Linked DNA regions of Homo sapiens: region 2 is linked to region 1. Evidence: read pairs that join two places in POLR2A ChIA-PET (ENCODE). Cell type or tissue: A673. All regions are shown on one strand. Each heading gives the region's core, and the rest is flanking DNA. Links, peaks and the distances in the headings are about the cores only. Region 1 has its middle 17 kb from the start of UBAC1. Region 2 overlaps CAMSAP1-DT (CAMSAP1 divergent transcript).

Region 1 (5,366 bases), core at 65-5,064:
TCGGAGTATTGTGTAGGCTGGAGTGTGTGCCAGAATTTCCTACCTTTTTAAAGCTGAATGCCCCCCACGAATTCTTAAATAGCGTGATAATAAGAAATATCTATTCCATCTTTGTCCAGGATTCCTGGCACAGACTCCTAAAACCCTTGGAATCCCTGAGTGACAAGCTTGCCTTTGGGATGCCGATGAGATGGCTGGTGGCTGGGAGCCCCTAGACAGCTTCAGGGTGGGGGTGGTATCCTGAAGGACCAACCACTGGTTAGAGAGTTGGAATCTTCAACCCTACCCCCTGACCCTGGGGAGGGGGAAGGGGCTTGAGGTTGAGTCAGTGCCTAGTGGTTGATGGTTTGGTCAGTCATGCCTATTTAATAGAACCCCCATAAAGGCCCCTAAATGATGGGGTCCAGGGAGCTTCCGAACTGATGAGCACATCCGGGTGCTAGGAACGCGTGCCCAGGGAGGACCCGGAGGCCCTGGCCACCCCACACCTCACCCTGGACATCTCTTCCATCTGGCTGTTCTGGAGCTGATCCTCTGTAATAAACTGGTAGCAGTAAGTAAACTGTTTCCTGAGTTTTGTGAGTCATTCTAGCAAATGAGGAGGAGGTTGTGGGAACCCTCGATTTATAGCCGGTCGGTCAGAAGCAGCGGTGGCCCCAACGGGGGACTGGCAGCTGAGGTGGGGGCAGTCCTGTGGGACTGAGCCTGCCTTTGGGGTCTGCGCAAACTCTGGGTAGTTGGTGTCGGCATTGAACTGAGTTGTTAAACACCCCGTTTGTGTCTACAGAGGCCTGGAGAATTGGTTGGTGTCGAAAATCCACACATTTGGTGTCAGGGTGTGGTGGTGTACAAACACCCCTGAAGCCCTTTTATGGAGCACCCCAGAGTCTGCTAGTTCCCGGGAAGTCACCGCTAGAGAGGCAGAGGGAGGCAGAGGGAGGCAGATGCAGGCACAGGGGCTTCCTACCCAACCCCCGCTCCCCTCTGCGGCCAGCTGGGCCGGGAGGGCGAGGTCCTCCTTGGCTGGAGCATTTCTCTGCACGCAGCTGTCGTCAGTTCAGTACGACATCACTGAGAGCTGGGAGAACCTGGGCCCCGGGAGGAAGAGGGGTCGCAGAGGGATCTTGCACCTTCTCCCTGGTGCAGGGTGGGGTGGTGGGCAAAGGTGGGACACAGCGGTGGGGAAACCACCCAGCCAGGGCCCAGGTCACAGGCTCTGGGGCCTCCGTCCCAGCCTCGGGCCCCTCTCACTCTGCAGTGGGTTGGCGTCCAGCCCCCATGGTGCCTTGGAGCCTCTGAATATTCCATAAGTCAAGTTGTAAAATCATAAAAACCAGAACTATCCGTGCAGTGCAGGCTGGACTCGAAGAACACAAAATTCACCCTTTCATGGAACGCATAGCCTTTCTGCAGAGTCCTCACATGTGCCGGCTGCTGGCCCTTCTCAGAAAGCATTTGCTAACTACCTGAGAGGAGCCCTGGGACACCCCCATCCCCCTAGGGACCCCCCCAGACCTCCACCCCCAGCAGCCCTGGGACACCCCCCTAGACCTCCACCCCCAGCAGCCCTGGGACACCCCCCAAGACCTCCACCCCCAGCAGCCCTGGGACACCCACCTAGACCTCCGCCCCCAGCAGCCCTGGGACACCCCCCAAGACCTCCACCCCCAGCAGCCCTGGGACACCCCCCTAGACCTCCACCCCCAGCAGCCCTGGGACAGCCCCCTAGACCTCCACCCCCAGCAGCCCTGGGACAGCCCCCTAGACCTCCACCCCCAGCAGCCCTGGGACACTCCCCTAGACCTCCACCCCCAGCAGCCCTGGGACACTCCCCTAGACCTCCACCCCCAGCAGCCCTGGGACACCCCTAGACCCCCCCACCAGCAGCCCTGGGACACCCCCATTCCCCCTCAGCAGCCCTGGGATGCCCCCTTAAACCTCCACCCTCAGCAGCTCTGGGACACCCCCAGACCACCCCAGCCAGCAGCCCTGGGACACCCCCCTAGACCTCCACCTTCAGCAGCCCTGGGACACCCTGCCTGGCACACCCCCCCCAGAACCCCTCAGCAGCCCTGGGACACCCCCTATCCCCCTCTCAGCAGCCCTAGGACACCCCCCACCCACCCTCCTCAGCAGCCCTGGACACCCCCATCCCCCATCTCAGCAGCCCTGGACACCCTCCATCCCCTCTTCAGCAGCCCTGCCTGGCACACCCCCCAGAACCTTCAGCAGCCCTAGGACACTCCCCATCCCCCACCATCCCCCCTGCAGCAGCCCTGGGACAGCCCCCATCCCCCCCACAGCAGCCCTGGACACCCCCCATCCCCTCCTCAGCAGCCCTGGGACACCCTCCATCTTCCCCTCAGCAGCCCTGGGACACCCTCAATCCCCCCCAGCAGCCCTGGGACAGCCCCCACCTACCCTCCTCAGCAGCCCTGGGACACCCTCCATCTTCCCCTCAGCAGCCCTGGGACACCCTCCATCCCCGCCTCAGCAGCCCTGGGACAGCCTCTATCCCCTCCTCAGCAGCCCTGAGGCAGCCCCCAATCCCCTGCTCAGTAGCCCTGGGACAGCCCCCATCCCCCCCCCTCAGTAGCCCTGGACACCCTATTAGGGCCCCAGCTTCTCTACCTCCCCAGGGGCTCTCCTCTCAGACCCAGGAGGGCCTGGGGGTAAGTCCAGGTGTTGGGCCTCCCCGGTGTCTACCTCACTCTCTGTGCTTCTCCAGGCATCAGCCCCTCTGCAGGGACAGGGGACAGGAACCAGCGGAGACGGAACCCCGGGCCGGGGAGTCAGTTCCCCATCCCAATGCGCTGGGCTCTGGGGGCAAACTGCTGTCTCCACCTGGACTCCATCTCCTGTCTGTCAACCAGGACTAGCACTTTGCGGGCTTCCAACTCCAGACTGGCACCGGCTTGCAGTTGTCAGGACAGACACCTCCGAGCCTGAGGGCAGAGGCTCCGGGTGGCTCTGGGTGGGGCGTGACCAGCAGCTCTGACAGCAGAGGTGCATGGGGCAGGGTGTGGCAGCTGGGGTACCTGCCACATGTCACTGAACTCTACCAGAGGGAGGCCAGGAAGCCCAGACACCAGAACCACCACAGAGCCCTTTGAAGGCATGACAATCGGGGAGGAAAATGAGTCCCCAGACACAGGGGCAGAGCCGAGCTGCCGGAAACCAGCAACAGCAGCATGGCCAGGGAGGCTGCCAGCCAAGCCCAGGAAACAGGACCGGGTTGGGGCAGCAGCCAGGCAGAGAGCCTGGGCCCCTCCCAGGGCCCTCACCCGACTGCCCCCGGGGACGCGGCTGCAGGGAGGAGGAGAGGGGGTGGCCTTCCTTCCTCAGCCAGACCCTGCCAGAGCCTCCCCCACCCCCTTCCCCTGGACCCCGTCCCCTCCTCTCTCCCACCAGAAGGCTGGCCTGGCACAACGACACCATTTAATTGTTGGAAACGGGAGCGTGGAATATGAACCACGAGGACACTGGATTTCAATCTGGCTTCAGGATCCAGGCACACAGCGTTTTGAGCCCGGTCCCCATCTGTGGCATGGGCCTCCTGCTAGGGCGTCTGGGAGAACCTAGACCCTGGGGGCCAGCAGGGACTCAGCTGCAGGCGGTGGTGGCCTGTCCCAACCTTGGGCTATGTGGAGGGCAGTCCTGGGTCTGCAGACCACCCCAGGCAGGGGTAGACATACCTGCCCTTCCTCCAGGGACACCCAGGGAGGCCCGGCACCCAGGGAACACCCATGGCTGAACCAGCACAGCCGGAGCCTCCCAGCAGGCAATGCAGGACCACGGCCCTCACTGCCTCCTCCTCTGGCCCCAAAGCCCAGCTAGTGATGGGGGTCATCCCCATCTCCATCTCCACGGCCGGCCCCCGTGCTGAGTTCACGGCCAGCCCCCGTGCTGAGGCCATGCAGGTCCCTGTGCTGAGTCCACAGCCGTCCCCCGTCCTGAGGCCACCCAGGCCTGGCCCAGGAGGGTGGACATTTCCTTTGTGTTTTTTTTGAGACGGAGTCTTGTTCTGTTGCCCAGGCTGGAGTGCAGTGGCGCGATCCCTCACTGCAACCTCTGCCTCCCGGGTTCAAGCGATTCTCCTGCCTCAGCCTCCAGAGTAGCTGGGATTACAGTCGCCCGCCACCACACCTGGCTAATATTTTTTGTATTTTTAGTAGAGATGGGGTTTCGCTGTTGGCCAGGCTGGCCTCCAACTCCTGGCCTCAAGTGATCTGCCTGCCCAGGCTCCCAAAGTGCTGGGATTATAGGGGTGAGCCCCCGTGTCAGGCCAGGGTGGGTGTTTCCATCTACGTTTGTGGGTGAGGACTGTCCCGGTCACACAGTCCCTGTGTCATGGAGGCAGGACACGCACCTGGGTCCCGCACCCCTCTTTAGACAGCATATGGGGCAACCCAGCAAGGCTGGGAAGAGGAGTGGGCTGCAGACTCGGGGAGAGTGCTGGGGGGGGGTTCCCTAGAGCTGTGGGTGGCCTCACTCCCACAGTGGCTGCAGCACCTGCCCACCTGGCTGTGCCGGCCACTGGGACCCCACCTCTGGCTGGCAGCACAAGCTCTAGGTAGTCACCACTCCTGCTAAGAGATGGGGAAACTGAGGCACAGAGAAGGCTGGTGACTGGCTGCGCTGGGTGGTTCCTGGAAATTAATCGGCTCCCTCCTCCCACCTCTACCCCTATCCCCATCCCTCCAGCAAGACCAGAACTTCCCAGAGGAGCAGGGTCTGAGAGGTGCCCCCTCAGTCAGCTGACTTTGCTGTGCAGGGCCCCCCAGCACAGTTTTGGGGCTCAGGTTGGGGGTGGTCCCTGAGCCTAGTGCCTCATTCCCATTCCTCCTCTGGCCTCTCCCCTCCCCCCATGGCCAGGCTGGCATCAGCGGCCTGGGCACCATGGCTAGGCCTGGACACACGAGCTGCATTCAGATCTGGTCCCTGACGAGGAGGCGGCGGGAACACAGCGTTCTCTTGGTGCCTGGCCAGACAGCCTGGCCCCTACCCTCCTCCGCTCAGGCACTTTCAGCAGTGGCAGCGGAGTCTCAGGCCCTGCCCACTCCCAGACACACACTGTCTGCAGCCCAGGGCCCGTGGGTGCCCCCTGCCAGGCTGAGGGACAGTGACACAGGTGAGGGAGGTAATGGGGGAGCCCTGCTGCCCTGGGAGAGGGGACGAGGACCCCACAGGGGCCAGGCCTGGCCACCACTCGCCCCAGGCTGGGAAACCAGGACATGACCCTCCCCCACCCTGCTCGCAGGTTGTCGCAGGACACGTGTTCGTGTCCAGGTGCGCTGGGAAGGGTCCTGGCGGTGCTCCTCTCAGCGCAGGTCCCGAGGAGCTACAGGCATGACGCTGCCTTCAGA
Region 2 (5,366 bases), core at 162-5,161, 66 kb before region 1:
GTAGAGATGGGGTTTTACCATGTTGGCCAGGCTGGTCTTGAACTCCTGACCTCCAGTAATCCACCCCCCTGGGCCTCCCAAAATGCTGGGATTATAGGCGTGAGCTACCACGCCCAGCCGAGGAAGTATCTTCTATTTCTAGTTTGTTGAGTGTGTTTATCATGAAAACGTGTCAGATTTGGTTAAATGATTTTTCCACATCCATTGAGATGATGATCATGGGTTTTTTTCCTTGTTCTAGTAATGTGGTGTGTTACATTAATTGACTTTCAGATATTGAAAAGACACTTATCCCCTGCGTTCAGATAAATTCCAGTTGGTCATGGAGTATCTGTCTTCCTGGATTCAGTTTAATACAATTTTGTTGAGTGATTTTTTTTATCCATATTCATCATAGATACTGGTCTGAAGTTTTCTTGTGGTGTCTGTGTCTGGTTTTGGTATCGGTATCAGTGTCCTACTGGGCCTCATAAAATGAGTTGGAAGTGTTCCTCTTTTTTTTTTTTTTTTTTTTTTTAAGATGGCTGTTCACTGTATCATCCAGGCTGGTCACCAATTCCTGGCTTCAACTGATCCTCCCACCTCAAGCCTCCTGAGTAGCTGGGATCACAGGCACAAGCCACTGGACCCAGCTTTAATTGTTTAAGTGTTTCATAGAATTCATTATTGAAGCCATTTGGGTCTGGGCTTTTTTGATTACTTATTTTGATTATTAATTCAATCTCTATTTGTTGTAGGTCTATTCAGATCATCTGTTTGTGTCTTTAGAGGAATTTGTCCGTTTTATTTAAGTTACAGTGTTTTGGGCGTAAGCAATTTTAAGGAGAAAGTTATCCTTAACCAAGATGGGAAAGGTCGAGGCAGGGTGGTACAGGGATTTTACCTCCCACCAGGTATCTCCCACAAACTCCCCCTAATATAATACCGGCGGAGTTTGGGCTGTGGCTTTGGCTGTGTTGAGTCTCAGATGCCTGTTGGGCCTCCTCATGGAAACGCTGGTGGGCGATTGGATGAGCAAGTCACCGGCGTGGCCCAGGTTGGAGACTGGGAATTGTCACCACAGAGAGAGCCTTTAGAGCTGTGAGACAGGAGGAGGCGCCAAGGAGCCATTGCTCAGGTGGAGGGGAAGTCGAGGCATGGTGCTTGGGCCTAGGGGCAGCACTTGGGAGTAGTCAGCCTGAAAGGTGAGAAGCCAGGAGAGGGGTCCCCAGCTTATGGCCTGGGAGCTAACTCAGATTTGGCGAGTGCAGGTTTTGTGGAATGGTGGTGTATTAGTCCGTTTTCACGGTGCTAATAAAGACACACCCGACACTGGGCAATTTACAAAAGACAGAGGTTTAGTGACTTACAGTTCCACATGGCTGGGGAGGCCTCACAATCATGGTGGAAGGCAAGGAGGAGCAAGTCACATCTTACGTGGATGGCGGCAGGCAAAGAGCGAGATTGGGCAGGGAAACTCCCCCTAATATGATACTGTCAGATCTCGTGAGACTTACTCACTATCACGAGAACAGCATGGGAAAGACCTGCCCCATGATTCAATTACCTCCCACCGGGTCCCTCCCACAGCATGTGCAAATTCAAGATGAGATATGGGTGGGGACAAAAGACAGGCAGGAGTTCCGAGGATGAGTATTTGCATTCTGTCCCTGAGTTTGCTGTAAAGGAGAGCAGCGAGACAGAGGCATGGGGTGCGGAATGGCGTGTTTAAGATGGAGTGATGACAGGTGCCCGTTGGAGTGATGCAGTAGACAGGATCTGATGATGGGGAGCAGGTGTCGTGTGCCCTTGAGCAGGAGCCCAGCAGAGAGACCCTTTTTCCTCCTGTAGCAGCAGAAGAGAAGGCAGCAGGGTGCAGGACTGAAGGAGGGCTGGGCTGGGCTGGGATGGGAGCCTGGCTGGTTTTCCCCTGGTGGCCCTATGACTGGTTAAGGGCAGGGCAGAGGCACGGCAGGTTGGAGGCACAGAAGGCCCAAGATAGTTATCTGGGCTGGATGTGGGGCGGTATTCTCGCCTCTCTGGGGACATCCCTTAAGTGGACAGGAAGACTGGGTGGTTCAGGTGTATGTCCACTCACCAAGAACACAGGATGAAGGTGGGGCCTAGACAGTGGCTGTTTTGACCAGGGCAGAACAGTTGAGGGCATGTGAGAGGGCCCATGCTGACGCCAGACCTCAGTGGGGAGAGGGGAGAGTCCAGGGACCAGAGGTCCCCCTAGGCTTAAAGGACAAACCACAAGGAGAAGAGGAAGAAGTCTCTATGTCATTAAAGTTTCATTATCAGGGCTGCTATAATGCTTCTCATTGCTTATTATAAAACCCAATTCTGCAAGACCAGCCTAGCCAACATGGTGAAACTCTGTCTACTAAAAATACAAAAATTAGCTGGGCGTGGTGGCATGTGCCTGTAATCTCAGCTACTCAGGAGGCTGAGGCAGGAGAATTGCTTAAACCTGGGAGGCAGAGGTTGCAGTGAGCCAAGATCGTGCCACTGTACTCCAGCCTGGGAGACAGAGGGAGACTCCATCTCAAAAACGAAACAAAACAAAAAAAAAAACTAATTCTGGCCCAGCGTGGTAGTTCACACCTGTAATCTCAGCACTTTGGGAGGCCAAGGCAGAAGGATCGCTTGAGCGCAGGAGTTCAAGACCATTCTGGGCAACAAAATAAGACCCCACCTCTACAAAAAATAAAAAAAATAGAAGGAAGCAATAGTGTGCACCTGGGGTCCCAGCTACTCAGGAGGCTGAGGTAGGAGGATCACTTGAGCCCAGAAGGTCGAGGCTACAGTGAGCCGGGATTGTGCCACTGTACTTCAGCCTGGGTGACAAAACAAGACCCTCTGACTCAAAAAAAAGAAAAAGAGAAAAATATTTTTGTTAGAGCAAAACAGGCTGACCTTTTTTTCGGGTTTTTTTTGGTTTGTTTTTGTTTTTTTGAGATGGAGTCTCGCTCTGTCGCCCAGGCTGGAGTGCAGTGGCACGATTTCGGCTCACTGCAAGCTCTGCCTCCCGAGTTCACGCCATTCTCCTGCCTCAGCCTCCCAAGTAGCTGGGACTACAGGCGCCCACCACCACGCCCGGCTAATTTTTTGTATTTTTAGTAGAGACGGGGTTTCACCGTGTTAGCAGGATGGTCTCGATCTCCTGACCTCGTGATCCACCCGTCTTGGCCTCCCAAAGTGCTAGGATTACAGGCATGAGCCACTGCGCCCAGCCCTTTTTTTCGTTTTTAATGTTGAGACTAGGTTACAGCATTATTAGATACAATGAAGGTAGAGGGAAGGTGCTCAGAACTCTCCTACAAGCATAGCAGCTGCTCAGGCACAGCTCCAGTGACTCCAGGGCCCAGCCTTCTGGGGAGGAGTTGGATGGGCATATTCCTTGAGGGGCTCCCACCTGCCCACAGAGAGCACAAGAGGAGAACTCATCCTGTTTGCCCTGCTTTTCCCATCTTGTTCCTAGACATCCTGAGGTTCCCACCAAGTGGACATTGGCTTATTCTACAAGCAACAGGATGAGGCCCCTGGACTCCTCACTAGCAAAATAGTGCAGTGACAGCAACACCCCCCCCCACACACACACACACAAAGATGTCCACATCTTAATTCCTGGAACCTGTGAATGTGTGACCTTACCTGGTGTCTTAGTTCATTTGTGCCACTGTAACAAAATACCACAGACTGGGTAATTTATAAACAATATAAATTTGTTTCTCATGGTTCTGAAGGCTGGGAAGTCCAAGATCAAGGCACTGGCATGTCCTGTGTCTGGTGAGAGCACTTCGTTACTGTTTCCTCTGGAGGGAAGAATGCTGTGTCCTCACAAGGTGGGATGGACAGAGGGGCAAGAAAAGGCCAAACTCCACAGGAAGCCTCTTTTATAAGAGGAGCCCTCGTGACCTAGTCCGAAATGGCCCCACCTCTTCTTTCACCACAATGGGGACCAAGTTTGTTGTTAGTTAACCTAAATGACAGAGGAGCTCTCTAAAGAGATATTTATTCAGGAATAGGGCCTTGCAACGGGAACACGTATATTACGGTAACTGCATGTTCAAGGAAGACAAAAGTTTTAAAGGAAGAAAGGAAGATTACATAATCATTTTGAAATGATACTCTTGACTGCAAAGATTAATAGCAAGGGAGACACCGGTCCAAGTTTGGAAGGTAGCTGCTGGGCAGGTATCCTTGCAGAAGTATTTTCTTGTGTAAGATTTCAGCGGCCTTGGCCAGGTGTGGTGGCTCACGCCTATAATCCTAGTAGTTTGGGAGGCTGAGGTGGGTTAATCACTTGAAGTCAGGAGTTCAAGACCAGCCTGGCTAACATAGTGAAACTCTGTCTTCACTAAAAATACAAAAATTAGCCGGGCATGGTGATGCATACCTCTAATCCCAGCTACTCAGGAGGCTGAGGCAGGAGAATCACTTGAACCCGGGAGGCAGAGGTTGCAGTAAGCCAAGATTGCACCACTGCACTCCAGCCTGGGCGACAGAGCAAGACTTGGGCTCAAAAAAAAAAAAAAAAAATTCAATGGCCTTTGTGCAAGGTTGTGGGTTTTGTGGTCTTTTGTGATAGTTTTTGTTATCGGGCATATGGACCCTCTCTTCATGGCCTTCCCTAGCTCTATTTGTTAGGGTTTTCTTAACATTAGTCACTCTGTTTTGATTCTGACAACTTTCAGTTTCAACATGAATTTTGGAGGGGATGCCATCTTTTAAATCATCGTACCTGGTAAAAGGGACTTTGGAGATGGGATTAAGTGAAGGGCCTTCAGATGGGGGGTTATCCTGCGCTATCCAGGTAGGTCCCATATAATCACGATCATGAGAGGGAGGTAGGAGCTTCACAGTTGGACAGAAGATGTGACCACAGAAGCAGGGGTCAGAGGAGGGAAGATGCTGGCTTTGAAGGCAGAGGAAGGGGCCACAAGCCAAGGAATGTGGAGACCCCTAGAAGCTGGAAAAGGCAGGGACAGATTCTCCCCTACCCTAGAGCCTCCAGAAGGAGCCAGCCCTGCCAACACCTTGACTTTACCTCAGTGAGATAATTTAGACTTCTGACCTCAGAACTGTAAGAGAATAAATGCTTGTGTTTCGACCACTGAATTTTTGGTAATTTGCCATAGCAGCTGCAGGAAACATATACACATGGTGACTAGTTACTGAGTTCCTTCCCCAGACACACTCAGGAGCATGTAACCACCACAGCCTCCTAGTGGAAGCACAGGTCCTGCAGAGAGGCCATGCCTGTGCACCCCAGGAGCCAAGGCCACCCTCCTGCACAGGGCACCACCCCTTGCACCTGCACACTCCAGCCTCCACACAGCCCTTGGTCAGGGCTGGGTACACCAGGGAATGTTTCAAAGTAA

The links. ChIA-PET counts read pairs that join two places held together with the same protein. Peaks named below come from ENCODE experiments on the same cell type or tissue, not always from the same donor. Only the 100,000 strongest peaks of a DNase experiment are listed, where the experiment ranks them.
Region 2: POLR2A ChIA-PET joins it to region 1 with 5 read pairs; 9 of 35 experiments call an interaction of 5 or more read pairs at or near these places.

Annotation. Positions count from the first base shown.
Region 1 is chr9:135,976,135-135,981,500 of GRCh38, forward strand. No RefSeq gene overlaps it. Among named protein-coding and RNA genes, the nearest start is that of UBAC1, 17 kb to the left of the region's middle. In A673, for the core only: no CTCF peak of the experiment used is centred there; a DNase peak (open chromatin) is centred at 3,167; H3K27ac peaks cover 1,626 bases.
Region 2 is chr9:135,909,941-135,915,306 of GRCh38, forward strand. CAMSAP1-DT (CAMSAP1 divergent transcript) reads left to right here. Exons shown (of 2, transcript XR_007061860.1): 2 at 3,464-5,366. Among named protein-coding and RNA genes, the nearest start is that of CAMSAP1-DT, 4.8 kb to the left of the region's middle. In A673, for the core only: no CTCF peak of the experiment used is centred there; no DNase peak of the experiment used is centred there.